Linked DNA regions of Homo sapiens: region 2 is linked to region 1. A link is a loop called in an ENCODE intact Hi-C map of the cell type or tissue named here. Cell type or tissue: GM12878. All regions are shown on one strand. Each heading gives the region's core, and the rest is flanking DNA. Links, peaks and the distances in the headings are about the cores only. Region 1 holds the start of OR13C2 (olfactory receptor family 13 subfamily C member 2). Region 2 overlaps LOC107987105 (a long non-coding RNA gene).

What was found. Peaks named below come from ENCODE experiments on the same cell type or tissue, not always from the same donor. Only the 100,000 strongest peaks of a DNase experiment are listed, where the experiment ranks them.
Region 2: it touches region 1 in a loop (2.8-fold over the local background); 4 of 110 quality-filtered maps call a loop at or near these places.

Annotation. Positions count from the first base shown.
Region 1 is chr9:104,599,391-104,611,965 of GRCh38, forward strand. It overlaps OR13C2 (olfactory receptor family 13 subfamily C member 2), which reads right to left and starts at 6,237. Exons shown (of 1, transcript NM_001004481.1): 1 at 5,281-6,237. The coding sequence starts at 6,237. The coding sequence ends at 5,281. The region is part of intron 3 of LOC107987105 (a long non-coding RNA gene); the gene reads right to left. OR13C5 (olfactory receptor family 13 subfamily C member 5) reads right to left here and starts at 23. Exons shown (of 1, transcript NM_001004482.1): 1 at 1-23. The coding sequence starts at 23. In GM12878, for the core only: no CTCF peak of the experiment used is centred there; a DNase peak (open chromatin) is centred at 5,607.
Region 2 is chr9:104,678,137-104,690,711 of GRCh38, forward strand. The region is part of intron 2 of LOC107987105 (a long non-coding RNA gene); the gene reads right to left. Among named protein-coding and RNA genes, the nearest start is that of OR13D1, 10 kb to the right of the region's middle. In GM12878, for the core only: a CTCF peak has its summit at 4,615 (motif pointing left); a DNase peak (open chromatin) is centred at 4,745.

The DNA.
Region 1 (12,575 bases), core at 2,505-10,504:
ATGGTGTGGTTTTCCCATTCCATTTTACTCCCTCTTTAGCTTGTAAGACAGAGCATGTTAAGACAAATATTTATCTTACTCTGATTACTTTCAAGCATGTGTCAATGAATATGTGCCATAATTCCCAAGGAAAAAGAAAAATAAAATGGGAAAAGACCAAAGAAAGAAGAGAGAGCATAAAGAAAAGTCTACAGAAAAGAGGGAATTATGAATGGAGAGAGGGAAGGGAATGAATGAATGAATGAATGAATGGAGAGAAGGAAGGAAAGATAAAAGTAACATGTTTCATGCTACAGCCACTTAATTCATTTAATATCATCACAGTTCTAGGAAAGGGGTATTAGTATCCATATTTTACAGATGAATAAATCAAAGCGGATATGTTAAGTAAACTTGACCAAAGGTACATACTATATAGCAGAGCTAAGATTCAAACCGAAATATTCCTGTTGAAGTCTGAACTTTTTGTCATATTTGTCATCACATAGTAAACTGAAGGTTATAATAGAAATGAGCATTGTATTATGTAAAACTGAACACTAAACTATTTTATTGGCTATAAATCACCACACAATAGATCAATGCTCTTGTCACTCCTTGAAATTATACTATGTTACGTATATTGTCTGTCTTTCCCAGTAGAATGTAAACTTCATAAGGGCAGGTACTTATTCTTGCTTATTTCCACAGCCCCTGTAGCTAGAATAGAACAGACACCGAGGTAAATGTTCAAAAACATTTGTTGGATGCACAGACAAAATCAAAGGCAAAACAATTGCTATATTTCTTACTCTGCGCCAACCCTCTATTATTTGTTTTCTCTGTGCATTACATAATGGAGTCTGAAAAGCAAGCCTATGAGGTAATACTGTTACTCTTAGTATCACCAAGCCTATTGTGTAGAGGGGAAAATAAGGCACAGAAAAGTTAAGTAATTTGCTTAAGGTCAATTTCATAAAGACAGATAAATGAAAGAGCAAGGACTTAAACCCAAGCAGTATGGCTTCAGAATTCGAGCTCTTAATACTCAAAACTTAATACTCAGTACTTAATAACTTAATGCTTAAAGAGAATTTGCAAAGAGAATTTGGCTCATGGGCTAGAATATCTTGCAATCTCACTAACAGTATTAATATTTCAAAAGAAATATCAGATAAAAATGTGATTGGTCAGTAAGGGGATTTCAATATGGTAATTTGATAGCAGTTGATTTTGATGCTTCATATTTTGCTAGAAAAGTACTCATTTCTATAACAAATGTTTTGTCACAGAGTTGCATTTGATCATTATAATTCTTGTGTCCTCCCTTACATGAAAATTTCTCATTTTCATTATGATGCCTCTTTGACTTTTTTTTTCCTTTATTCAACTCACAAGGGGTTTTCCTATATTCCAGGTCTTTAAAAAAAAAAAACAGCTTTAGGATAGATTTATTCTCTTGACTTTTTGCGTTTCATTAAGTTTCTATCTTCATAAATTTCTTGTTTATTCGGATCTATTTTTCTAATTTTCTGATTTCTAATTTCTATTTTCCAAATCTATTTTTCTAATTTCTTGAAATAAGAAGACAAATTCTTATTTCCTCCTTCTTACTCGTCTATTTCTTGCTCTAATGAAGGCACTTAGAGCACTTTTTGTTTTATTATAGACTTTGTATTTTATGGGAATTTTTTTACTGGTTTCTAGATAATTTTTTTGTTTGTAAAGTTCCTCTGAAATCCAAGCATCTTTCTTCATTATTTAGTGACTGAGCATTTTCATTCTATTTTTACTATTTATTTCCTATTTTATTTTATGTATTTATTTATTTATTTATTTATTTATTTATTTATTTATTTTTCTGAGACGGAGTCTCCCTCTGTCATTCAGGCTGGAGTGTAGTGGTGCGATCTCAGCTCACTACAGCCTCCACCTCCCAGATTCAAGTGATTCTCCTGTCTCAGCCTTCTGAGTAGCTGGGACTACAGGCATGTGCCACCACGCCTGGCTAATTTTTGTGTTTTTGGTAGAGACAGGGTTTCACCATGTTGGCCAGGCTGGTCTTGAACACCTGACCTCAAGTGATCTGCCCACCTCAGCCTCCCAAAGTGCTGGGGTTACAGGCATGAGCCACCGTGCCCGGCCCCATTTTATTTTAATATGAAAACATGACCTATAATTCTCTAGTTTGCACATTTCGTTGTATTTGACTATTTTACAATAAGCACATATTTCCTTTGGAATTTTAGATATATAAATAAATTAAAGGTATTTGTCATCCAAAAACAGCATAAAAAATTTCATAATTTCAAAGATAAAATTTTACTTACACACCATAAATTAGGAGCCCCTGTTTTTGTAAAGTGAGTGTTATCTTTACTAAAAAAAAAAAAATCTATTTTTTATAGTCTTTTCTGGAAGATTAGAGCTAATATCAAATTCCTCCCCTTCTCATATCTCAATTAATGTCAGGTATTCCCCTAATTTAAGATTTAATTCCTATCAATTGTGATTAAGCATCATTTTTGGACACAACATGTGATGGTGTCAAGGTTCTTTTATAAATAATTAAATTAATTTTCTTTTTTAAGTTATTTTCCGGAAATTTTATATACTTGCTATGAAAGTTGAGAAGCAGGTAATAGTTTCTTTGGTCATTATAGATATGCTGCCAAGAAATACTGGTGTTAGATGTCATGACAAGCAATGTGGAAAAGTAAACATGCTGTAGTATAAAGAATAACTAACTCAAGAAAGAATAGCCAGGTGTGTATGCTTGTCTTTAACTTGCATACTTTGAGGTTTGGACAAGATGTATTAACTTCCATAAGCTTTGTGGCCTCATCTATGAGATAGCGACACTATAGCCCAGATCACAGGATTTTAGAGAGATGATGTATGTGAATTAGCTGATAGCCAATATATTGCTACATTTTTAAGTGTTCATTTTAGAAGTCCCCAGGACCCTAAAAAGTTGACATAATCTCAAGCTTAGAATATTTGGAAATTGGTCAGGCATAAAAGTGTACGAAGATGATGAAATAATTTATTGGATTAAGAGCAATGTAATTTTGCCTTTTTTGCTGTATCTCTGCTCTTAACCAAATCATGAACCTGTCTTGGGACTTCAGCGGGATATAAAAGTATGTGCTTCGCTCCAGTTGCACCTCCTTCCATATAATTTTCCTATTCATGGATATAAATGTATATTGAATCATATTATAAATGTCATGCTCTAAATTGAGTGCAATGGGAGTAAAGATGGTAAGAATATAGAGAAATACTTACCTTTGTAGATTTTGCTATCTGGTAGAAAAATCACCAGGAACATGCACACACTACACATACACAAACTGAACACACACACACACTCACACATGCACACAGATACATGCCTGGTATATCAGATAAGTTTATCTTACCTTGTCTCCAAATTAGAAAAAAACAGGTTGCTAACAACAAAATCATCCTCCTTAAGCTTTTGAAATAAATTTTCTGAATGAAAACTCCTCTAGAGGCCCAAATATTAAAATAAAGCATTATGTCAGTATTATAATGATTGTGTATTTTGCCCAGCAAATTTGAACACATAAATATATCAAGACAGGTAACATGCCTGTATTTTCTTCAGATCTTGATTCTACAACCTGTGAGAGAAAAACTGTCCTAATATTCTCCTGTGAGGAGAAATGTGTGTTTTTAAATTTCTTCTTGCTTTAGTTAATTTTCCATCAAAAATTTATAAATCTGATATAAGACTATGGAGCTACCACAGTCACCCCAGAGAATTTATGAAAGTGGCTGGATTTAAGCTGTGAAGGAAAACAAAATCAGCATTTGAGCATTCAAGACAGCCTACCTGTGGGTCAAACATAAAATGCCTGACTTCCAGGGCTTTCTACCTACCTGGAATTCTTAGTGGGTGCAAAAAGTCCAATGAACTGGTGTATGGGAACTAATAGATTCTCATAGCCTATTTTGTCAGGATGTAAATTTAATTATCAATGATCTCAACTCTTACCATCAGATTTAATCTGTAAACAGCTATGATGGATATATTTAAATATAGTTTGTGACTGTTTAATATTCCTTCAACTAAAATTAACAAGTGAACTTGGGAAGATTAAATGAGTGACTAAACCCAAAAGATTCCACAAGCAGGTAATTCTTATTTGCCTGTGCAAAATATGTTTATGCCCAATATAATCTAAATTCACTGGTCCATTAATAAAAATTGATTCAGCCAAACTGATTACCTAGAATGTGGTTCACTCCTGAACACACTTCATCATTCATCTTGGGCTGTAAATTTAAAATGTCCTTCAATAGAGAAAAAAGTTGACGTAAAAACCAAGGAAAAGCAAGGTAGTATCTGACTTTCCCCAATCCTCTTCTTCCTCAAATCAAACTAGTTAGTAACAGAGACAAGACATCAATAGTATTCTTACTAAAAATTAAGAGCTTGGACATTCTTCTAAGATTTGGAAAAATATTGGAATTCCCTCGGGACAGCAAAGAAATCTGGCATCTTCTAAATGGGCATTGATATGACACTCCATTCAGCCCAAAAGTAGTCCACATTATTATCTAGACCAGTAGACTGATTTTCAAACCCATTTTTAATTTTGCAAAATGTTCTTTAGAGCCAACATGTAAGTTAAAGCAAAGAAAGACCATAAAGCAGGATATCCTGACTGATTGCATAGGCCCTGCTTTTAAACTCTATTTATCTACTGCCCTTTGATAGTCCCAGATACTCAACTTCACACACACACAAAATTTAATACAGAAAAAGAAACTGGTATTTAGTGGCTTAACAGGATCTGGAGATTAACGTGAAACTATAACACAAGGCTTGTCCCTGGAAAATGTGAGTACACTATGTTGGGGTTTTTCTGTTTTGCTTTTTCTACAACAGAGGGCTTTATTTATTTTGAAAGATTCTATGAAATGTTGCCTATGAAATAACATTATGGAAAAAAGTGAACATAAAAAGGCACATCACACCCAATTCCAATGCAGAAAAAAAAACCCATAATATGAAAGTTACTGTTCAAAATGTTGAAACGGGGCCATTTCCCACTAGTAGAGTAATAGGTAACCCCTCTTTCTTCTTCATCCTACTGCCCTGTATCTTGCAAATTCTCTAGAGTGGACATGCAATAATTTTGAAATGCTGTATCTCATTATTTTAACATAATATATGAAAATGCATAAAAATAGTAAAAGTACCCAAAATTCTAACATAATTCTGAAGTTTCAACAATATCAAGTGTGTTCATATTCCAGTACATTTTGCACTCACTTGCTAAAGAACCTTCTGTTCAGTAGGTGTTTTACTGCCTCTTTCACATCCTTGTTTCTAAGACTGTAGATTAAAGGATTCATCATGGGAGTCATCACCCCATAGAACATGGATATAATTTTGTCGGTAGCATCCAAGTCATCCGAATTAAGTGTCTCTTTAGACTTGGGCTTCATGTACATGAAGAGGATGGTCCCATAGAATATTATGACCACAGTCAGATGGGCTGAACAGGTAGAGGAAGCTTTGCTTCTCCCCTCGGAAGAGCTAATTTTGAAGATGCTCACAATGATTAACGTGTAAGAGACAATGATTAATAACAAAGGTGTCAATATGAACAATGTTGTGGCCACAAGCATGATGAACTCATTGTCTGAGATGTCAGCACAGGCCAGTTTCATGACAGCCAGAATTTCACAGGTGAAATGATTGATGATGTTATTCCTGCAGAAAGGCAATTGTACCACAAACACTGATTGTACTGCAGAATTGACAGCTCCTATGATCCAGGACCCAGCTGCCATGGGTACATAGGCATCCTTACTCATGATGATGGGATATCTCAGAGGGTTGCAGATAGCCACATAGCGGTCAAAGGCCATCATGCCCAGAAGCACACACTCTGTTGTCCCCATGGCCAAGCCGAGGAACATCTGCACTGCACAGCCAGAAAGGGAAATGGTCTTTCTTTCTGAAAGGAAGCTCACTAGCGTGGAGGGAATAGAGGTGGTGGTGTAGCAGATGTCCAAGAAGGAGAGGTTCCCCAGAAAGAAGTACATAGGGGTGTGAAGGTGAGGGTCCAAGATGCTGATTAAAATGAGAGTACCATTCCCCAGAAGGATGACCACATACATTATGAAGATGAGCACAAAAAAGAGTAACTCAAGTCTTGGGTGACCAGAAAGTCCCTTCAGAAAAAATTCCACCAGAATGGTGTGGTTTTCCCATTCCATTTTACTCTCTATTTAACCTGTAAGAGAGAGCATGTTAAGACAAATATTTATCTTACTCTGATTACTTTCAAGCATGTATCAATGAATATGTATCATAATCCCCAGGAAAAAGAAAAATAAAAAAGGAAAAGACCAAAGAAAGAAGAGAGAGCATAAAGAAAAGTGGACAGAAAAGAGGGAATTATGAATGGAGAGAGGGAAGGGAATGAATGAATGAGTGAATGGAGAGAGGGAAGGGAAGATAAAACTAACATGTTTCGTGCTACAGCCATTTAATTCATTTAATATCATCACAGTTCTAGGAGAGGCGTATTAGTATCCATATTTTACAGATGAATAAATCAAAGCAGATATGTTAAGTAAACTTGACCAAAGGTAAATACTATATAGCAGAGCTAAGATTCAAACCTAAATCTTCCTGTTGAAGTCTGAACTTTTTGTCATATTTGTCATCACATACATAAACTGTAGGTTATAATAGAAATGAGCATTGTATTACATATACTTGAACACTAAACTATTTTTATTGGCTATAAATCACCACACAATAGATCGATGCTCTTGTCACTCCTTGAAATTATACTATGTTACGTATGTTGTCTCTCTTTCCCAGTAGAATGTAAACTTCATTAGGGCTGGTACTTATTCTTGCTTATTTCCACAGCCCCTGTAGCTAGAATAGAACAGACACAGATGCAAATGTTCAAAAACATTTCTTGGATGAATGAACAAAATCAAAGGCAAAATAATTGCTACATTTCTTACTGTGTGCCAATCCTCTATTAATTGTTTTCTTTGTGCATTACATAATGGAGTCTGAATAGCAAGCCTATGAGGTAATTACTGTTACTATTAGTATCACCAAGCCTATTGTGTAGAGGGGAAAATAAGGCACAGAAAAGTTAAGTAATTTGCTTAAGGTCAATTTCATAAAGACAAATAAATGAAAGAGCAAGGACTTAAACCCAAGCAGTATGGCTTCAGAATTCGAGCTCTAATACTCATTTGGCAAAGAGAATTTGGCTCACAGACTAGAATACCTTGTATTCTAATTAACAATACTAATATTTCAAAAGAAATATCAGATAAAAACTGTGATCAGATAAAAAAAAGAAGATTTCAATATGGTAATTTGATAGCAGTTGATTTTATACTTTATATTTTGCTAGAAAAGTACTCATTTCTATAACAAATATTTTGTCACAGAGTTGCATTTGATCATTATAATTCTTGTGTCCTCCCTTACATGAAAAGTTCTCATTTTCATTATGATGCCTGTTTGACTTTTTTTTTTCCTTTATTCGACTCACAAGGGGTTTTCCTATATTACAGGTCTTTAAAAAAAAAAAAAAACAGCTTTAGGTTAGATTTATCCTCGTGACTTTTTGAGTTTCATTAAGTTTCTGTCTTCATAAGTTTCTTGTTTATTCGGATCTATTTTTCTAAGTTTCTGATTTCTAATTTCTATGTTCTCTATTCTAATACTATTTATCTAATTTCTTGAAATAAGAAGAAAAATTCTTATTTCCTCCTCCTTACTCCTCTATTTCTTGCTCAAATAAAGGCACTTAGAACAGTTTTTGTTCTATTATAGACTTAGTTTTCTATGAGAATTTTTTTTACTGGTTTCTAGATAATTTTTTTGTTTTTCTCTTTAGTTCCTCTTAAATCCAAGCATCTTTCTTCATTATTTAGTGATTAGGCATTTTCATTCTATTTTTATTATTTATTTCCCATTTTATTTAATTAATTTATATATTTTTATTTTTATTTTTTTCTGCGACAAAGTCTCGCTCTGTCATTCAGGCTGGAGTGCAGTGGCGCCATCTTGGCTCACTGTAGCCTCTACCTCCCTGGTTCAAGTGATTCTCCTGTCTCAGCCTTCTGAGTAGCTGGGACTACAGGCATGCACCACCACGCCTGGCTAATTTTTGTGTTTTTGGTACAGACAGGGTTTCGCCATGTTGCCCTTGCTGATCTTGCACTCCTGACCTCAAGTGATCCACCTCAGCCTCCCAAAGTTCTGGGATCAGAAGTGTGAGCCACCACGCCCGGCCCCATTTTATTTTAATAGAAAACATGACCTATAATTCTCTAGTTATGGACTTTTGTGCAGCCAATTGCATGATGTATGTTGTAAATGTTAACAAAAAAATGTGATTTCTCTTTGGGAAGATACATAGTTTTAAATACATGCACAAAACAGGTATACATGTAAAATTTATTAAATATATTATTAAAATCTTTGAAATAACCTATTTTCTGCTGCCTAGATTTAATGAATTCTATGTAAATATTGTTATCAAATTCTTGTATACCTAGAATCCTTTTGTTATATAGGCTTAGTTTCTATGTTAGTGTAGTGTAGATAGATTTATGGTTAATATATCATCTTCATAAATTATAACTTATCATTAATTGATGTATCTTTATTCTATTTGACACTTTAAAGTTTAATTCTACTTTTATGATATTGATATTACACTCCCGCTTTCTTTTAGTTTGCTTTTGTCTGCTATCTCTTTGTACAACTTCTTATTTTTAACTTCTCTTTTTCACTTTGTTTAAAGTATACTACTTTTAAATAACAAATATCAGAGTATGTTTTAACTACTTTTTAAATGTTTGGGTCATTTATGAGAATATTCAGACTATTCTATTTACTTTAACATAATTATTAATGTACTACATCTTATTCTTTCCATCATACTTTATTTTTATTCATTATTTGAATTATTGCATTCTCTTTTTCCCAGTTTTTTATTTTTGCTAATTGACGAAGTTGTCATTCACTATTTGTTTTCATTAAGTTGAACACTACTCATTTTTTTCATTCAGGAAGTGATTGCCTTCTTTTTCTCTCCTCATAATTTAACTTCTAAGGCCATAAACTGTTTTCTCCAATAGGGTGTGCTCTAATCACCTTAATTATCCCTGAAATCTAAATGAAGCCAAAACTCAAAATACTTTTACTCCACTTTTATTCTAATCTCCTAATTCCTAGGTTTTACTGGTATAATACTTACAAAGTCCTTACAATCTGCCTTTTTAAGAGTTCCTTTTCAGCCTTTAGATTATACAAGCTTGGATAGTCAATATGTCTAACTATCTATACATATATTCATTGATCATCATTGATCCCTTTTTTTCACTCTCTTGAGGATTGTATTTATTGTTTTGTGTTTGATTATAGTATATTTGCAGCAATTTTCCTCGATGAGAATGTGAGTAATATATACTCACATCAATCCCTATAGATTACCAAATGTCTTCCTTTTATATCACAGGCAAAAGTTTATGAATTTTGGCCCACACATTCTGTGTCTGAGATATAGCCTAAGGAAATAATAAAGATAGTTATATACAAAATGGAACACATAGTTATATATTTTATATATAGAAAATATATCTTATATGCAACATAAATATACAAATATTATATATACAGTACACACAAAAAAAAATTGTGACTGTTATCATTAATTGACATATCTTTATCCTATTTGATACTCTGTTATTAGCTGAAAAGAATATTTAAGAAACCAGTGACCAAAATCCCAGGGAACTTTCAAACAGAAATTCCCTAATACCTCCCACTCTGTGGCAATATTTATCAAAATAACAAATACATATATATATAACATTTGACCACAGACTGACTTCTCAGTAATTATCATACAGGTATACTGGCACATGCCAAAGAGATTTTAATAGAAATGGATTCATTAAAGTATCATTTGTAACAGCAGATGTAGCAAACAATTTAAATTTCCACAAGAAGAAAACATAGAAATAATGCAATATTGTACTGCCGTCACAAGGAGTAAGGATGTTTTGTGCACTGATGTGGAAAGATCTTCAAGAAACATTAAATGGAAAAGTAATAGAACAGTATATATGGTACACTATCATTTGTGTAAAAAAGATTATATATATATGTGTATGTGTATATATACATGCATGTATTTTTGTTCACACATAGAGTATCTCTAGAAAAATAAACAATAGTTTTTATCCCCAGAAAAGGGAATATATAGCTTATTAATTGGGGCGGGACTGTTAACAGTATACCCTTTAGCACATTTTTAAAATTTTGAACCTTGTGAATGTATTTCCTATTAATAAAATAATATTTAAGCTAAAGAGTTCTTGTTTGTGGGATTCCTAGCCTTTCTCCTTTCACCTTTCCAATAGCATACTACATTAAAGCCATCCGTTGCCATAGGACATGACCACATGCATTTGAAAACTGTTCTAACTTGTTCAATATCACACACTAAATGGTAATTGCTGAGGATGAACAGGTACTTTATAGTCACATTCCCAATACTTAAGATAATTTATTTAGTATCAGTAGGACTTGCAGTACTATGTCTGTCTCATTTCCTACCAACAAGCTCTAGGCTATTCTTTGACCTGGCTTAGGGTCTAACATCCAATTCCATGTCACTTTTTTTCCACGAAACATTTTAATGTTTTTATGATCTAGAAAATTTCCTGGAATAAAATTATGGTTCAGTAAATGTTGGCTATTATTCTTTTCCATTTTCAGGTTCAAGGAGCCTTTTATCTTCAGAATATTTCCTCCACCTAACATTATGAGGTACTTTGCTGTGAATCTCAGGTCCATCTTCTCAATTTCGAGACATAATTAGTCTCCTCAGGATCACTTCAAACCCAACCTGATTTCCCTATTCTAAATTCCCCCTATCGTTCTGTAGCTTTTCATACAATTTACATTTTCTAGAATTTTTCAGATTTTCTGGATTAAGGTATTAACTACTTGAGACCCCAGAGGGCATTTTACAATGCGGAGTTCTTTGAATAATGGAGATTATATGCAAACCTGTAAAAATCTGCTCTCTGCAAAAATTATTGTTTCATGAGCTACCTCTGTGCTACAAGATATACCATCAAGCATATTTCATAATATTGTCAAGGTCACAGACTTTGGAAGAGGCTTGGTTCAAATGCCATCTCTGCCCCTTATTAACTAGGTGACCTGGACATGTCTCTGATCACCATAGTCATCAGTAGAATGAAGATATGGACAACATCTATACCATGTACTTGTGCATAAGATTAAATGAAATGATGTGTATAACTCACTTAGCACAGCAAGGGTTCCTATTGTTAGTGGTTTCCTTCATGCTTGGCTTTAATGACTTTTCATTCTGTTAAGAGTTTTTTTGACATCCCTGAACTAGTCATTATCATCCTTCCATGAGGTCAGGTATATGTGGCTTACTTAGTCAGATCACACACTATGTTCTAATAAATGGTATTATTTTCATTTTTTAAAAATTAGGATACGTTTTATCACAGTCACTCCAACACTTTGGATGCCAGTGAATTAGGTGGCAGAAAAGAAAAATCATCCAAAAGATCCACCTTTTATCGAAGTCAATTTATTTCATAAAAAAGATAGGATTTTATTTTTTTTCATGTTGATAACAGTTTATTGTGTCCTCTTATATTTGACAGTTTTATTGGATATAAAACCTTATCTTTTTTTTGAAGTCTTCTTTTTATTATTATACTTTAAGTTCTAGGGTACATGTGCACAATGTGCAGGTTTGTTACATATGTATACATGTGCCATGTTGGTGTGTTGCACCCATTAACTCATCATTTACGTTAGGTATAAAAGATAAGATTTTAATAAGGTGCCAGTGTGTTGCTAGTTTTAAAACACATGACTGAGTTTTTCTTGACTGAAACTATTTTAACATCTTGAGCAAGCCTATTAACATAAAAGAGGAAAAGGAAAGTTACTCACTATTACAATCATGACCTAATGACAGAAAAGCAAATATTCAAAATAGTCGCCAATGCTAATGCAAACACATAAGGATATTCCCTAAGATGATCTCTTTCTGACTATGCATTCCTTTGGCAAATTATATATTTCAGATCCCAAGAGATTATTTAGTTTTTTTTTTTATTTTCCAAATTTGTCATAATGTTCTCCTCACATGATACTGTTGTATAAAGAGTCCCTGTCATATTACCTAGCACACCGTTCAACTGGTTCACTGGTAACTGAACCAAATTGACCTGAGTTACTGCTAGGGAACCACAGTCAAGGATTTGTTTAATATGAATTCTATACTAAAGAACACACAATCTGCTATTTACTGTGTAATAAGCTTTAATTAGCTTAAGTAGATGATACAGTGTCCAAATACTTTGTAATGTCATAAAAAACTGCACACTGACATAAAGTAATTCACAAGGGCTGGGCAAATTCAGTTTTTGTTCAATTGCCTTTGCATGCAGAACTGCTCTTTTGGTCTCATGGTTTTTATTTTGTTCCTACTACATCCCAGTGAATAGAC
Region 2 (12,575 bases), core at 1,612-9,611, 78 kb after region 1:
CTTACACAGATGTGAGATTAAAAGAACAATGATTAAATTATGCAACACTATTAATTAGAGGCTATCTAAACTAATAGTAGCTAAATTATAATAATGATTCCGTTGATCAAGGCTGCAGTAAGCCATGATCATGCCACTGCACTCCAGCCAGGGCGACAGGGTGAGACTCTGTCTCAAAAAAATAAATAAAATAAAAGTGAGAGGAGGCAGGACAACATGGCCAACTAGAAGCCTCCACCAATTGTCTTCCCTGCAGGAACACCAAATTGCACAACTATCCACACAATAAAAAGCACATTCATAAGAACCAAAACAGCTGCGCAATCATAGCACCTGGTTGTAACTTCATATCACTAAAAGAGGCAAGGAAGAGGGTAGAAAATATAGCCCTGAATCTCTGATAACATGCCTCCTTCATGAACCCATAATGATCATCAGATCACTAGAAGCTACTGTGAACAACGATATGCCAATAAACTGAAAAACCTAGAAGAAACTGATAAATTCCTAGACATATACAACCTACCAAGATTAAACCATAAAGAAATCCAAAACTTCAACAGACCTATAACAAGTAATGAGACTGAAGCCAAAATAATAATAATTTTTTCTTTCCCAGCAATGAAAATCCCAGGACCCAATGTCTTCACTGCTGAATTTTACCAAACATTTAAAGAACTAATGCCAATCCTACTCAAACTATTCAAAAAAAAGCTTCCAAACTGATTCTATAAGCCCAGTGTTACCATGATTCCAGAACCAGATAAAGACACATCAAAAAAAAAAAAGAAAAAGAAAAAGAAAACTACAGGACAATATCCCTAATGAACATTGATGCAAAAATCCTCAACAAAATCCTAGCAAGCCAAATTCAACAACACATTAAAAAGTTCATTATGACCACGTGAGATTTATCCTAGGGATGCAAAGATGGTTCAACATATGCAAATTAATCAATGTGATACATCATATCAACAAAATGAAGGGCAAAAACCATAGGATAATTTCAAATGATGCTAAAAAACCATTTTATAAAATTCAACATCTCTTCATGATACAAACTCTCAAAAACTCGGTATAGAAGGAACATACCTCAACATAACAAAAGCCATATACAACAGACCCACAGATGGTATCTTACTGAATGGAAAAAAACTGAAAGCCTTTCCTATTATATCTGGAACATGAAAACAATGCCCACTTTCACCACTGTTATTTAACATAGTACTGGAAATCCTAGCTAGAGCAATCAGACAACAGGAAGAAATAAAGGGCATTCAAACTGGAAATGAAAAGTCAAATTATCCTTGGAGATGATATGATTTTATATTTGGAAAAACCTAAAGACTCCAGCAAAAAACTATTAAAACTGAGAAGCAAATTCAGTAAGCTGCAGGATAGAAAATCAACATACAAAAATTAGTAGCATTTCTATATGCCAGCAGCGAACAAGCTGAAAAAGAAATCGAGATAGTAATCCCATTTACAACAGCTACATATAAGATAAAATACCTAGGAATAAACTTAACCAAGGAAGTGAAAGATATCTACAATGAAAACTATAAAATATTGATAAAAGAAGTTAAAGAGGACACACAAAAAAATGGAAAGATATTCCATGTTCATGGATTGGAAGAATCAATACTATTAAAATGTTCACACTACCCAAAGCAATCTACAGATTCAATGCAATCCTTATCAAAATACTAATGGCATTCTTCAAAAAATAGAAAAAATAATCCTAAAACTTATATGGAACCACAAAATACCCAGAATAGTCAAAGCTATCCCAAGAAAAAAGAACAAAACTGGAGGAATCACATTACCTGACTTCAAATCATAATACAGAGCTGTAGTAACCAAAACAGCATGGTGCTGGCATAAAAACAGACACACAGACCGATGGAACATTCTAGAGAACCCAGAAACAAATTCATACATCTAAAGAGAACTCATTTCCAACAAACGTGCCAAGAACAACAGTGGAGAAAGGACACTCTCTTCAATAAATGGTGCTAGGAAAACCGGATAGCCATATGCAGAAGAATGCACCTAGAACCCTATCTCTCATCATATACAAAAATCAAATCAAAATGGATTAAAGACTTAAATCTAAGACATCAGGCTATGAAACTACTACAAGAAAACATTGGGGAAACTCTCCAGGACATAGGATTTGGCAAACATTTCTTGAGTAATACCCCACAACCACAGACAATAAAAGCAAATATAAACAAATGAGATCACATCAAGTTTAAAAGCTTCTGCACTGCAGAGGAAACAACAACGCAAAGCGACAACCCACAGAATGGGAGAAAATATTTGCAAACTACCCATCTGACAAGGGATTAATAACCAGATATACAAGGAGCTCAAATAACTCTATAGAAAAAAAGTCTAGTAATCCAATTAAAAATTGAGCAAAAAATCTGACTAGACATTTCTCAAAAGAAGACATACAAATGGCAAAGGGGTATATGAAAAGGTGCTCAATATCACTGATCATCAGAGACATGCAAATCAAAACTACAATATCCCCTTACCCCAGTTAAAATGACTTATATCTAAAACACAGGCAATAACAAATGCTAGCGAGGATATGGAGAAAGAGGAACCCTCATACGATATTGGTGGGGATGTAAATTAGTACAACTACTTTAGAGAACAGTTTGGAAGTTCCTCAAAAAACTAAAAATAGAGCTATCGTGTGATCTAGCAATCCCACTGCTAGGTATATAACCAAAAGAAAGGAAAGCAGTATATTGAAGAGATATCTGCACTCCCATGTTTATTGCAACTCTATTCAAAATAGCCAAAATTTTGAAGCAACCTAAATGTCCACTAAAGATAAATGGATAAAGAAAATGTGGCACATACGCACAATGGAGTACTATTGAGCCATAAAAAATAATGAGATCCTGTCATTTGCACAACATGGATGGAAATGGAGGTTATTATGTTAAGTGAAGTAAGCTAGACACAGAAAGACAAACCACATGTTCTCACTTATTTGTGGGAGCTAAAAATTAAAACAATTGAATTCAAGGAAGTAGAGAGTAGAACGATGGTTACCAGAGGCTGGGAAGCATAAAGTGAGGGAGAACTAAGGATGGTTGATCTGCAGAAAAATATAGTTAGATAGAATAAATAAAATCTAGAATCTGATAGCACAAGAGGATGACTACAATCAACAGTAATTTATCGTACTTTTAAAATAACTAAAAGGATATAATTGGATTGTTTGCAACACAAAGAAAAGATAAATACTTGAGGTGACGGATACCTCATTTGCCCTAGTGTGACTACTACACATTGTATGCTTGCATCAAAATATCTCAAGCGCCCTATAAATATATACACTTACTGTATTCATAAAAATTAATAATTAAAAAAGAAATTTAATGGTATTTTTAAAATAAAATAAAAGTGAGTGATTTTAATGTATACTTCTCTCTAATGGGTTAAAAATGTGAAAATAAAAAATTTAAATTCTACAATGATTAAAAGTCATCTGAAGAAGATAAAAATATATAATATGTAATATCCATCGTTTTATATTCAAACAACTGGGGAATATATATTTATAAAACTGACTCCTTGGGTCAGAAAGCAAGACTTAATACATATTGAACAATTAATAGCACTCAACCACATTTTCTTATCACAATGAAATACAATCAGAAATCAATTAAAAAACTCAAAATATATTTTATATTTGGAAATTTTGAAACACATTTCTAAGTAAATCATTGATTAGTAAAAAATAACAATGGAAATTATAAAACATTTACAACTTTAGGACAACAAAATTACCATCAAAATTAGTTGATTCAGTTTAACTGTTTCGAAGAAAATTTATAGGCTTAAACATAAAAAAAGTTGAAAGTTTATGCACTTAGCATCCAATTCAAGCTCTAGAAAAAAAAATAAAGAATGGAAAAAACACAAAGACAAGGAATTTTGAACCAGTTGTTTTAAAAATTGCCAGGTCCAAACAATTTCCCTAGAAAATTCTAATAAATGTTCAAGAGTATAAAAAATCTCTAAATTTGTTGCAGAAAATAGAAAAACAGGAAGATCTTCTGGAACCAATCTTTCGAAGCAAGCATGTGAAACAAAAACTGGACAATTAAAAAAGGGAAAAAATACGCCACTCTACTACATAGATACAAAAACCTTAAATAAAATATTAGCAAATGTAATCCAGCAATGTACAAAATAATAATACCTAATGTCCAAGTAAAATATATATCAGGGATGCAAGAAAATGTTAACATTAGAAAATATGTTAATTTAATTTATAACAATATCAATTAAAGGAGAAAAAAGCATGTCTATTTTACTAAATGCAGAAAATTTCATAAAATTCAACATGCATTTATAATGACAATATGAGACATTACATACTTTCTAAATAGTCAGATACTAAATTATAGCATCATAAGTATTGACAAGAATATGGAGAAATCAAGTTCAATTCATTGCCAGTGAACATATGAATTAATATTTTGAAGAGCAAATAAGATCAGGTAAAGTTGATCCCACAATTCCACTTACAAGTATGGGGCAAAAGAAATGAGGAAGAAAAAGCTAGTCTATGCCACCATCTAGTGGCCTTAGAATATAATAGAAGTTGTGATTTCTTCAGCCGCGCTTACAAAGGAGTCCTGAAAGTACCTATGTAAGGATGGACCAAAAACTTACAAACATATACAGTATATATGCAGTTACTGCCCTCACTAACTGTTGGGCCCACATTGGCTCCACCCATCCTGCTTCCTTCTGAAGATTTGCATGAACCTAACCACGTGACACAACCAAGTAGAAATATCTCAGACAGAGTGCTTCCTATGTCCACCTCATATAATTTTTTTCACCACCCTTCAAACAATACCTATTGTTTCATGAGTCTTAAAAAGATACTACTCCAAATTGACCAGACTAGATTGGTAATAACTTAAAAGTTGGTCAATACTAAGTATTGGCAAGAATATGATGCAAAGTGAAGCCTCATACACTTCTATTTAGGGTACAAATTTGGAAACTTAGCAAAGATGAATATATAACCCAAAATCAAACAAAGGAAACAAATGAACAAAAAAGCTTTTAAAATTAACAAAAATTACAAGAAAGATGAATGTATATACTGACTGACCCAGAAAACCTCTCCTTGGTATATTCTCTAGAGCAGTGGCTCTTGATCCCAAAGGACACCCAGGCATAGAACTCAAGGGGCCTAGTAACTTGGATGGGAAAAAAACTGCATCTTTATTTTTATCAACCTCAATTGAACCTTAGTAGTTCCTGCTGCCAGACAGTTTTACTTATGAGTTCACTAAATTGTCAAGGAACAGTCATCATCTTATTCAAGTTATTTAGCAAAAAAAAAAAAAAAAAAAAAAAAAATTGAGAAACCTGCCTGATCCATTTATTTTTATTTCATATTCAGATGAGAACAGTACAAGCAGATAAAGCTTTTTGGCTTATTTCACTTATAACATCGATGTGGAAATAATAAATAAAATATAAAATGGAATCTTCCAATAATAGCATTTGGAACAACTCTCCTGCAGCTAACTGTACACTCTAGGAAAAATATGTTTTAAATTTCTTTTTGGAGGTGATAATTTCAGTTGCTGCTTACCTCGGAGAACTGTTCTTTTCACAAAGAACAATAAAAATAATAGTAGATAAAGAGTGCAATAGAAAACTTTTTTAGGCAATGGATTGTTTATGGCATAGATTGTGGTAATGGTTTCCTGGGTGTATGCTTATCTTCAAACTCATTAAATTGCATACATTAAATATGTGTAACTTTTTGTTATGTCAATTGTATCTCAATAGAATGTTTTTTAAGTCCTTGCACTCATAGAGCTTTCATTGAAATAACTGAATATATACTCTTTTTTTTTTTTTTGAGGCAGAGTCTCGTTCTGTCCCCCAGGCTGGAATGCAGTGGCGCGATCTCGGCTCACTGCAACCTCTGCCTTCTGGGTTCAGGCAATTCTCTTGCCTCAGCCTCCCAAGTAGCTGGAATTACAGGCACGCAACACCACGCCCAGCTAATTTTTTGTATCTTTAGTAGAGACGGGGCTTCACCATGTTGGCCAGGCTGGTCTCAAACTCCTGACCTCATGATCCGCCTGCCTCAGCCTCCCAAAGTGCTGGGATTACAGGTGTGAGCCACCGCACCCGGCCTACATACTCTTGAAGGGTGACATTTATATAAAGATATATTCATTTCTTCACTAGACTGACAATATCTCTAAAACAAGAATAGTATCTTGTTAATTTTGTATCCCCAATAAACACCTAGACTATTACAGGTAATAATATAGGTAAAAATGTTTTTTTACCTTACAGGGAAAAAGAAACTTCCTGAAATCAAGATCTTGAAAAGATATTTGCATGCCAGTGTCATTCAGCATTGTTCACAATAGTCTAAATATGGAAACAACCTAAATGTCCAGCAACAGATGTTCGGATAAAGAAAACATGTGTACATGTGATATAATGGAATATTATTCAGCCTTTAAAAAGAAGGAAATCCACCTGGCCAACATGGCAAAACCCCGTCTCTACTAAAAACACAAAAATTAGCCAGGCGTGGTGGCAGGCGCCTGTAACCCCAGCCACTCTGGAGGCTGAGGTGGGAGAATCACTTGAACCTGGGAGGCGAAGGTTGCAGTGAGCCAAGATCACGCCATTGCACTCCAGCCTGGGCAACAAGAGGGTGACTCCATCTCAAAAAAAAAAAGAAGAAGGAAATCCTGCCATATACAATAACATGGCCGAACCTTGGTAACACTATACTAAGTAAAGTAAGCCAGTCACTGCAAGACAAACACTGTAGGATTACACTTATATCAACTTATATCAACTACCAAAAAGAACCAAATTCATAGAAGCAGAAAAGAGAATGATGGTTTCCAGGGGCTAGGTGGGGGGCAGACAGAAATGAAGAGTTACTATTCAACAAATATAAAAGTTTCAATTATAAAAGATTAATATCTTCTAGATATCTGTTGTACAACATAGTGCTCATAGTTAACGATGCTGTTATTGCATGCTTAAAAATTTGTTAAGAGAGTACATCTCATATTATCATGTTAAATGCTCTTACCACAACAAACACACAAATATATACTTACACACATACATACATTTTCCTGAAGTGGCCAAAAGCATCCAGAAACTGGATTGGAGCAGTCGATATTTGCCAGAAAAAATGGCATGGATGATTTACTTTTGCTGATTTTAAGATAAGAGAAGGACCTAGTCAGCGTCATTTTACAGGGTAACTAAAATCCAGGTAGAAAACATCAGTCTTACTGGCCTGAAGGAACAGGACAGAGTTCATGAAGGTCATGGAGATTGAAAATCTGGAAGATAAAGCCACAGAAAATAGGCAGACAGACCAACGAGAGCCTCAAATTTTTGTGTTTACTATACCCAAATACCGGCTGATCTCTACACTATACGTAAGTGATGTTAAGCCTAAAAGACCTGAACAAAGATTTCAATTGCTGCCCACCTCAGGGAAGACAAGTTTGAAAATGGAGTCCTGCTGAATTACAGTCTGCTAAAAGAATATATCAATATTGAGTCAAATTCCACTTTCCAAGAATAACCTGAGAAATATTTTTACTTCAACATGCTTTTCTGAAATATTGCCAGTGCCTGCCTCAAGAGGTAGAGTCTTTTCATCTTTGTATATTCCTACAACATTGAGTGGACATCAAGTTTATTTGGCATCAAAATTTAGCAAAGGGCCTTATATATATGTGTTCTCCAAATATTAAATGAATTGTGAATGTTCTTCGAGTTGAGGCTTACACAATTGCAGAGGTGCTTACAAAAATGTAAGTGTGGTTGAGTTTAAAAACACAAAGACCTGGAAGTAAAACAGCAGTATCTGGAGCCAGAAAGTTGACAGAGGATGAGTGGAGTTGGAGAAGTCTCTTGGGAAACCACGGCAGCACTGTGCTGTCCTTTGATGCTGTGAGTTCACAGCTTTGGTTATTACACCCTATGTGTGCTTTGCCTCACTAAGAAAAAATGTACATCACACTCATTTTTCATTTTACAAAAGGGCATTATGAGAACTTCTGACAGTGGAAATGGGCCTTAACTCTTACGGTAGAGAAAGTGAAAATAATCTCTGAGCCTAGTCCTCCAATATTGTTATTACCCTCAAAAACCTAAAGAAAAGTGAAAGGTTGCTGAGAATCCAGCAGAAAACTATTTCATTTCCACTTGTTATATGTAGGGGTTTTTTTTCCTGTTTTCCATTTTAAAATATTATGAATTTGTTAAAAATGTCTGAAAAATTAACATGGACAAATATATACAATGTAGTATGCACAATAAACATCAGGTAATAAATCAAGAAATACAGTGTACTCTCAAGCATGTAAACACAGTATATGCATAGAGGTATATTAATATTTACATCTGTAATTATGAGTGATTTTCTTTCCTCCTTTAGATTTTTTGGAATTTCTCAAATTTTCTATTCTGAGTATGTATTATTTGTATAATCAGGGAAGTAGCAATTCAAAAAAGAAAGAAAATTACTGCTTAATAAGTTAGGTATGGCCAGGTGCGGTGGCTCACGTCTGTAATCCCAGCACTTTAGGAGGCTGAGGTGAGCGGATCATGAGGTCAAGAGTTCAAGACCAGCCTGGCCAACATAGTGAAACCCTGTCTCTACTAAAAATACAAAAAATTAGCCTGGCATGGTGGTGGACACCTGTAATCCCAGCTACTCAGGAGGCTGAGGCAGGAGAATCGCTTGAACCCAGGAAGCGGAGGTTGCAGTGAGTAGGGATTGCGCCACTGCACTCCAGCCTGGGCGACAGTGGGAGACTCTGTCTCAAAAATAATAAGTTAGGTATAATCAGATCTTTGAGATATTAGCCCTAATGTATGTAAAAGTCACGATCTTCCACCTTATTTAAAGATTCAACTTTAAATCACTTCTGGGATTACAGTCTCTCAGAAGAAAACCAAGGAGGATTTAAATTGGCTACCAGAGCCACTGGCAGGTCCTCTGGAAATATTGGGGCTCAGAGGAAGGAAAGTACTTATGTGACACATTAATTTACTATTGGATATAAAATTATGGCTGAAAGCTTTATTGTTTATCTCTCCCATGCCACTTTTAAGAGTTGTGATTGTGTTCTAGAGTATGGCTATAGCTCAAAGAGAGAGAGCTGAGACGTCAACTGATTGAGAAGGAGCAGCTACAGTGACTTCAGTATGTGGACACAAGAAGTTAGCAAAACACTGATGAAAAAGAGGGAGACTGTTTTGGAAGAAACTGAAATCCCAATAAGTCATGCTATCCATTGTAAGTGGAGAAGATGAGGACCCTATACAGATGTTTGAAATGGGAACATTAGGGCAAAGCTGGGAAGAAGTATTTTCAGAAAGAAAGAGGTAAATGGATGAAGTATACGTCTTCCAGCTAAGATGCAGTACTTCTCCTTATCAGTAGCCAAAGGGTAATATGGAGTACATGGACTGGGGCACAGTAGGCTTATAGAGATTCAAGGGCACTGCACTGTGACATAGCCCTAAAGACAGCGAGGGCATGAAGACAGCAGGGTGAATCAATCCCAGCACTGAGCCCATGGCTAACTGAAACTTCCAGCAACAAACACATATTTTTGGTAACCAAACAGAAACGTGGATGAAAAAACCCAGGATAATTATCTAACCTATGCGAGAGGGAGAGAAGAGGCCTTGTTCTAACTAGAGCACTGCTGCTTATTATTAGCTCCTTTGGGGCTCAGAAGGGCTCATTTATTCGGACAAGCACTGGAGCTCTAGTACCAGGGATGTTGGCTATTGTGAAGAATAAGTTATTATATAAACAGCAGGATAATCTAGCTGGAGTAGGAGATAGGATACAATAAATACTTAGTGAATTCAATTTCCTTCTGAGGGCGCAGTCTGTTTTGAGAGTTTCTTTGGTTAAAATGAGGGAATCTGGGTGAGTACATATGCTTTACAAGCAAAATACTACTCTTTCTTATTGGTAAACATGGGGAGAAGGGTGAGCACTTCAGAAACATATTTCTCAAGCAGAGTTTGATTTTCATCTATAGGTGATATCCAATGCTGAGCATCAATCTAAAGACCAGACCGACCCTTTGGAAAGAGATGTACAAAAAAACAGAGAGCCAGGGGCACTGGAACTTTACCCATTTTTGGCAGAAATGAAACTGAGGTAATAATCATTGCTATTACTCCCCTACCCCTTCCCACCATGGGTATCTCCTCTGCCTTCTCTTTTTACTGTGTGATACAGTTGGATGTCTTATCATCCTACCCACACTGCCCACCTTAGCCACATTCTAAGTGGTGAGCTCTAGAATCCTAATCTAAGAACTGGGACTGTGTTAGTGTGTCTTCTCAGAGTGAATATATTTGTCAAGTTGATCTCTTGAAGTCAGAATATTCAATGGCATTAAGTCAGTTTATGTCATAAATCAACAGAAAGCCTTTCTCCAATTTTCTTTCCAATAACTATTCTCACTTGATCTTGGGTATTAGTGAAAATTGGACCAAAATTCTTCAAACTCTCACCACTGTTTCCTTCAAAGGAGAATTTAAAATATTATGTATTTTTATAATCAGAAAATATACATTCTTTTCAAAAAGTTAGAAAATGAGGCAAAATGAAGAACAGTAATAATCCCTCCAAGAACCACATTCCAGAAAAAAAAAAAAAACTGGTTAAGATTTCAATGTAACTTCTTTCAGTCACATATATACAAAACTGTGATCATTTATATGCTTATGAGACAGTCTTCTTTTTTTTTTTTTTTTGAGATGGAGTCTCGCTCTGTCGCCCAGGCTATAGTGCAGTGGCAAGATCTTGGCTCACTGCAACCACCACCTTCCGGGTTCAAGCGATTCTTCTGCTTCACCCTCCCAAGTAGCTGGGACTACAGGCACGTGCCACTATGCCTGGCTAATTTTTGTATTTTTAGTAGAGATGGGGTTTCACCATATTGGCCAGGCTGGTCTCGAACTCCTGACCTTGTGATCCGCCTGCCTCAACCTCCCAAAGTGCTGGGATTACAGGCGTGAGCCACCGCGCCCGGCCGAGACATTCTTTTTAACACAGTATTATATCATGGGGATTTTCCTTTTCATTTACTATTCTCCAAGATTACAACTTTCATAGTTGTTTAACATATGAGAGGATGTATTCTTATGTGTATATTATAACCTACCAACCCCACAAACCAGAATTCCAGCACCTGGAGGTAAAAAAAAAAAAAAAAAAAAAGCATAGCAACCTTTTAAACCATGATTAAACTTGAAACATAATAGGACATATGGATCCAACCCATGGATATGCTATTCCATTTGGTTGGCTCATTCTAGTGAAAAATTGTTGATAATAGTGCTAACACTATCTTTGCAAACTTTAAGAAAAAACACTGCTACAGTTTCACCATTTTGAATTATGCTGCCCAATGATTTGAGAGTAATAATCTCCTTTATCATCTTAATTCTCGATCTTCCTGTATCTAGATTACTCAGAGGTCTGACCAAGAGTGAATGTTGTATTTTACCAAATGCACTTTAGCGTCTTGTTAGAAGACCATGTGTTGGGTTTTTTGCTTATTTGTTTAGTATGTTGATAGATTTTCAAATATTAATTTGGAATTTTATTAATCCATGAAATAAATTGTATCACTTTAGTATATACAGTTTGGATGTACTTTAATTATGGTTATACCATATACATTCATAAATAAGATTATCTACAGTTTTCGTCTATCTTTGAAAGTTTGGGAAAACAAGGCTATTTTTGCTTGATAAAATGTTTCTACAAAATGTTCTATAACTTTTTCACATTGAAACATATTATACAGCACAGAAATTTTTTCTTGAAAGTGTGAAATAACTATTGTAAGCATTCTGCATCCAGTGCAAAATCCAGTCTTGATTTTGAAAGTCAAGATCTCACAATAGGATCTCTATTACCTACCATAGTATACATGGCATAGTTTCTGTTGAATAAATGTAGAATTCTGTAAGACAGATATGCACAGTTTTATGACAGTATATAAAAAGGGCATCCTCCTCACAATAGTAGGTGAGAAAGCTTTCCTAGAAAAGGTAATAGATAAGAACAATCCTTCCAGTTTAAGAAGACGCCACACACAAATGCATAATGATGAAAATGCAAGCTGGGCGCAGTGGCTCAATGCCTGTAATCCCAGCACTTTGGGAGGCCGAGGCGGGCGGATCACCTGAGGTCAGGAGTTCGAGACCAGCCTGACCAACATGGTGAAACCCCAACTCTACTAAAAATACAAAAATTAGCTGGGTGTGGAGGCAGGAGGCTATAATCTCAGCTACTCGGGAGGCTGAGGCAGGAAAATCACTTGAACCCAGGAGGCAGAGGTTGCAGTGGGCCAAGATCACACCATTGCACTCCAGCCTGGGTGACAAAGTGAGACTCTGTCTCAAAAAAAAAAAGAACAAAAAAAAAAAAAAAGAAAGAAAATGCAGTATTATGGGGAGACTGAGCAAAACTCATCATGGTCAGT